Regions from separate parts of the Homo sapiens genome. Here region 2 is linked to region 1. A link is an interaction called in ENCODE POLR2A ChIA-PET data of the cell type or tissue named here. Cell type or tissue: HCT116. All regions are shown on one strand. Links, peaks and the distances in the headings refer to the core of each region. The heading gives the core; the rest is flanking DNA. Region 1 holds the start of ABCB9 (ATP binding cassette subfamily B member 9). Region 2 overlaps CCDC62 (coiled-coil domain containing 62).

Region 1 (2,907 bases), core at 98-2,597:
AGTGGCCTCGGTTCACCCCTGACATGGTGAGCTTTTTACCCCGGTGTGGGCCCAGACCCAGATAAGCCCATTCCATTCGCTGCGCAGCAAAGCACTGACTGACAGAGGCCTGCTGGGTGGGAGGGCCTGACTGTGGGGGTCCCTGGCTCTGGGGCAGGAGCGGGCTGGGTCTGCGTGGGTCCATCCTGATTTCATCCCTGCTGAGCCTCTGGCAGCCCACGTGGGGCCCAGCCTCACTCTGGGACTTGAGAAGCTGTCTCAGGTGCTCTCAGCTCTAGGAGAGGCAGAGAGGCGCGAGGTGCCCTCCCTCCAAGCCTCCTCTTGTCACCCGGCCCTGCACTATCCGGAAAAGGGGAATGGGCAGAGGCGGGGATCCTGTCAGCCCAGCTTAAAGCTGTCTCAGTTAATGTCAGGCCGGGGGAGGAGGCTTTTTTTTTTTTTCCAGAGGCCCAGAAATAAAAGAGGCTCCCCTGGGAACCTACAGGCCTCACTGCCAGCGTGGATGGCGGGGAGCAGCGGCAGCCCACTGGCCTGCTGAGGAGACTGAGAAAAGGGCTTTGCCCAGGTCAGCAGGAACAGGCCAGATCCCCCAGGCTTCTGCCAAAGCCCTGGTGCTCAGGATCCCTGGGAAGCCCTGACATGGACAGTGGGAGCCCTCAGAAGGCGCGCCAGCCCCGTCCTGGGGGAACGACAGCCATCCCAGGATCCTCCAACACCTCCCACATTTTCCAAGAGGCAGCGGCGCCTTGGGGGTTAAAAAAAATGGCAACATTCGCCCTACGGGCGCGGAAAGGATGCTGCAGGGATGGGGGCTGGGAGCTGCGGCTGCGGGCTCCGGGAGGGCTCCAGGGAGGCTCCCACCTTCAACCGAGATGCCTATTCCCACCGAGGCAGGGGTGCCCAGACGCCCCCCAACGCGTGCCTGGCCTGGCACCCTGGCCTGGAAAGGTCCCAAAACCAGGGGTCTAGGGTGCCTTGCCCTTACCTGTTACCTGGCACCAGGTGAGCTCTGGGAGGGGGCGCGCAGCAGGCTCGGGTCTGGGGTGCAGTTTCCGCGCTGCTCATTGAAGACTGCGCCGGACGCGGTCCTCGCTCCGCTCTTCCCGCTGCTCCTCCCCGCCTCCCACCCGCGCTGCGCCGCTGCAAGGTCGGAGCTGAGACTGGCGTGCGTTGAGACAGGCTGATGGACGGGGCGGGGCCTCAGTGACGGAGGGGGCGGGGATCCTGGGGCAGGGACCGGCGGAGCCTCCCGGGAGGGGCGGGGCCTCAGGAGGAGTGGGCGGGCTTTCCTGGACGGGGCGGGGCCCCCGAGGAGGGGGCTGGCGAAGCCTCCGGGTGGGGACGGGCCTCCTGGGGGCGGGGCCACAGCTGGCCACCTGCTCACCTGTGGCAAACTCCTCCCACATCTGGCCAACCAGGCCCTCCACACTGCGTGCTGGCCTCCACCTGGAGCCACGGGCCCATCCTGAGGGGACGGAAATGGTTTCACCTGAAGGAGGCCAGCTTTTTAACTGGCCTTTTTCCCTGGAGGGACAGCCAGCCAGTCCAGGAGGGTGGGTTATGGTCCTCATTCATTCACTTATTCTTTCATTCGTTCACCCAACAGATATTTATCCAGTGCCTACGGCGTGCCATATGCCCTTTTAAGCATTTGAAATTAAACAATTAACAAAACAAGATCCTTGCCCTTCTGGAGCTGACATTCTAGTGAGGGTGTCAGACAACACATATAAGCAAATGAGATATATTGGAAGGGAATACATTTTACGGAGAAAATTGGTGCAAGATCAGGGATTCGGGGCATTGGAGAGGGGAGGCAGCGATATGTCCTCAGTGACTGCCAGGTGCTGGGAACACAGCTGTGTGTGAAAAGACAGAAAACTCCCAGCCTTCATGGCGTGAAGGGGACAGAACATCAGCAAGTAAGTGCATAAGGCCATTCAGGTACTGGATGCAGTAAAATAAATAAAATTGTGTAAGTGAAAGGTGAGAAGGCGTGAGCCACGGGGAGGGAGGAACATCCTACGCTAAGGCCTGCAAGTTCAAAGGCTCTGAGGTGGGAACCAACTTGGCCACTTGAGGACCAGAAAAGGGTCCATGTGGCCTGAACCGTGGGAAGTGGGTGGGGGAGTGGACTTACGGCCCAGAGGGGCAGCAGGTGGGGCTAGAACTGCCCACATCCCTGGATCCTCTGATCAGAGGCTTTGTTTTTTCCTGAGACAGAGACTCCAGGATGGAGTGCAGTGGCGAGTTCTCAGCTCACTGCAGCCTCTGCTTCCCAGCTTCAAGTGATTCTCCTGCCTCAGCTTCCCAGGTAGATGGGATTACAGGTGTCCGCTACCACGCCTGGCTAATTTTTGTATTTTTAGTAGAGATGGGGTTTAGCCATGTTGGCCAGGCTGGTCTCAAACTCCTGACCTCAAGTGATCTGCCCTCCTTGGCCTTCCAAACTGCTGGGATTAGAGTCGTGAGCCATGTGTGCCCAGCCCTGAACAGAGGCTTTTTGGAGCACTCTCTGAATTGGAAATGTCCTCTGCTACTTGGTGGGACAGCTTCTTTAGAGGGGAATTTGTTCAGAACTTACAACACTATGTTTTTTTTTAACCCAGAAGGAATTTCCTCTACAGATAGACTTGTGCAAGGGAGCTAAGGTACTAGCTTAAAGGTAGTTACTACAGTAGCAAAAGTCTGGAAATAACCTAAATACCCTTCCATAGGGAACTGGCCAAATAATTAGAGAACACCTGTTCAACAGAATACTCTGTAGCCAGAAAAAAAAAAATAGAAGACATAGAGTTATATAAAGGTATGGAATGACCTCCTAAATGTATTGAGTAAAAACCAAGGAGAGAATAAAGTTGAACCATGTTACTATTGGTGCAAAAACAAAGGCAAATATCTAATTGT
Region 2 (2,907 bases), core at 293-2,792, 170 kb before region 1:
TCTTGAGCTCAGACAATCCACCCGCCTCGGCCTCCCAAAGTGTTAGGATTACAGGTGTGAGCCACCGCACCCAGTCAGATGTTACCATGTTTTATTTGAAGTTGGAAGATGTCTTAAAGTTTTACTTTTAAGTTTAAAACTTGTAGAAAATGCAGTTCTTTTTTTTTTTGAGACGGAGTCTCGCTGTCGCCCAGGCTGGAGTGCAGTGGTGTGTTCGCGGCTCACTGCAAGCTCAGCCTCCTGGGTTCATGCCATTCTCCTGCCTCAGCCTCCCGAGTAGCTGGGACTACAGGCGCCCGCCACCATGCCCAGCTAATTTTTTGTATTTTTTAGTAGAGATGGGGTTTCACCGTGTTAGCCAGGATGGTCTTGATTTCCTGACCTCATGATCTGCCCACCTTGGCCTCCCAAAGTGCTGGGATTACAGGCGTGTTCTTTTACATAGGCTGAGGGACATGTTTTGCTTGTACATAACTAGGAGTAAGGAGTTTGCAAAGAGAACAATGATACTAGTTTACATTTCTGTGGGTCCTGACAGTCCTGTAGGTGAGCTCTTATAGACTGAGTGTCTGCCTCAGGTCTCCCAGGCGGTAAAAGGCAGAGTCTTGATCAGAATTCAGCAGGTTCCAGGCGTCTAAGTCCCTTCCCATTGTTTTAGCTTAGGCTGCTTGTTCAGGCAGATAGCAGCAGAGAGTTCCTTACCTCTGTTTTCTGTGGCCAACTTGTGAAAATAGTCAGACCCAATCCACTTTGATCTCTCAGCTAAACCCAGCCATGGAGAAAACTATCTGGACTAGGGAAACATTTATATTTACATTGGCATTGCCTCTTATGCAAAAGTAGATTATTCTGAAATCAGAGATTAAGGCAACATTCAAATATACATATATTTTTTTTTTCTTTGACCACCTGCCCTCCCCCACCGCCCCCCGACAACCCCACTGGCCAACATTCAGATATATTTAAAATTACTCTGAGGGCCAGGTAAAGTAGTTGGCTTTTGTTTAGGGACCATGCTGTATCCAAAACAAGTATTTATTTATTTTTTTTAAGAGACAGTGTCTTGCTGTGTTGACTCAGGCTGGTCTCAAACTCCTGGGCTCAAGCAATCTTCCCACCTCAGCCTCCAAAGTAGCTGGAAATATAACAAAACAGGTTTATTTAAACATTAGGAAATATAACAAAACAGGTTTATTTAAACCCTGCTTGGATGCTGTTAACATGAAAGGCATGTAGAATTGAGACCCACGGAGTCAGATGCACTACGGATATCACTTCCACTGTTAAAATGTCTCAGTTTTGGCCGGGCATGGTGGCTCATGCCTGTAATCCCAGCATTTTGGGAGGCTGAGGCGGGTAGATCACATGAGGCCAGGAGTTCGAGACCAACCTGGCTAACATGGTGAAACACAGGAGTTCAAGACCAGCTTGGGCAACATAGTGAGACCCCCATCTCTATTTTTAAAAATATTTTATCTTTTAAAATTTTTAAATAAATAATTGAAGTAATATGTATTAAGTATAGAGATTTGGAAATCATCCTTATTCTATCTCCCCACAAAAGGAAAGACAAATAATCCCTGAATCTACAAATCACTTCTTCTTTTTTTTTTTTTTTTTTTAAGACAAAGTCCTCACTTTGTCATCCAGGCTGGAGTGCAGTGGCGCAATCTCTGCTCACTGCAACTTCCACCTCCCAGGTTCAAATGATTTTCCTGCCTCAGCCTCCCAAGTAGCTGGACCACAGGCAGGCACCACCACACCCGGCTAAATTTGTATTTTTAGTAGAAATGGGGTTTCACCATGTTGGCCAGGCCAGTCTCGAACTCTTGACCTCAAGTGGTCTACCCACCTCAGCCTCCCAAAGTGCTGCAATTACAGGTGTGAGCCACTTCGTTCAGCCCATTCTGCTATTTTTAAGTACAGGAACAACAACAACAAAAATGTTAGCTGAGCATTAAATTGTTGGAAATGGAGAGGTTTGTGTGGCTATAGCTGATGAAAAATGTTAATAATACTTGTTCTTAAATAGTAGAGAGAGAAAAGAGGAAAGATGAATTGCTTAATATTGCGAAGTCAAAGCAAGAACGCACAAATTCAGAACTGCACAATCTGAGACAGGTATGTCCCCAATCATCCTTCTCTGTCACATAAGAAATGTTTGTAAACAAATAGCAAATTAGGAAAAATGTATGCCCGTCGATTTTGTTTAATTGGTGATTTGGAATCCTAACTACATTAGTTGTATATCATGTTTATTTATTTTTATTATTATTATTTTTTTGAGACGGAGTCTCGCACTGTCAACCGGGCTGGGGTGCAATGGCCTGATCTCGGCTCACTGCAACCTCCACCTCCTAGTTACAAGCGATCCTCCTGCCTCAGCCTCCCAAGTAGCTGGGATTACATGTGCCCACCACCACGCCCAGCCAATTTTTTGTATTTTTAGTAGAGACAGGGTTTTACTGTGTTGGCCAGGCTGGTCTCGAACTCCTGACCTCATGACCCGCCCACCTCAGCCTCCCAAAGTGCTGGGATTACAGGCGTGAACCAGCGCACCCAGCCTGTATATCATGTTTAGTATAGCAAATAGGTCTTGCTTGTGGTGATCAAAGGCTGGGAGCCCAGCTATCCTAGCAAATCTTAGTGCTAACAAAGGAAAATTAAAAGCAGACATATTTAGCATATTTCTCTAGTAACTATCTGACCTGTTTTAGGATTTGTGAACTGTTTCAGGGAAAGTGCCAAATTGTTGGTTCAGTTTAGTTTTGTTATTACATTTCATGTTGATTTGTCAATATCTATGACAGATTTATGTAAAACAACAGAGTGATCTGCAGTTTCTTAATTTCAATGTGGAAAATTCTCAGGAATTAATACAGATGTATGACTCAAAGATGGAGGAAT

What was found. Peaks named below come from ENCODE experiments on the same cell type or tissue, not always from the same donor. Only the 100,000 strongest peaks of a DNase experiment are listed, where the experiment ranks them.
Region 2: POLR2A ChIA-PET joins it to region 1 with 10 read pairs; 9 of 35 experiments call an interaction of 5 or more read pairs at or near these places.

Annotation. Positions count from the first base shown.
Region 1 is chr12:122,965,302-122,968,208 of GRCh38, forward strand. It overlaps ABCB9 (ATP binding cassette subfamily B member 9), which reads right to left and starts at 1,162. Exons shown (of 12, transcript NM_019625.4): 1 at 986-1,162. RefSeq lists enhancers at 1-610, 611-1,416 and a silencer at 1,181-1,470. In HCT116, for the core only: no CTCF peak of the experiment used is centred there; a DNase peak (open chromatin) is centred at 1,250; H3K4me3 peaks cover 1,554 bases; H3K27ac peaks cover 1,083 bases.
Region 2 is chr12:122,795,275-122,798,181 of GRCh38, forward strand. It overlaps CCDC62 (coiled-coil domain containing 62), which reads left to right. Exons shown (of 13, transcript NM_201435.5): 7 at 2,033-2,121; 8 at 2,811-2,907. Among named protein-coding and RNA genes, the nearest start is that of CCDC62, 22 kb to the left of the region's middle. RefSeq lists a silencer at 474-674. In HCT116, for the core only: no CTCF peak of the experiment used is centred there; no DNase peak of the experiment used is centred there.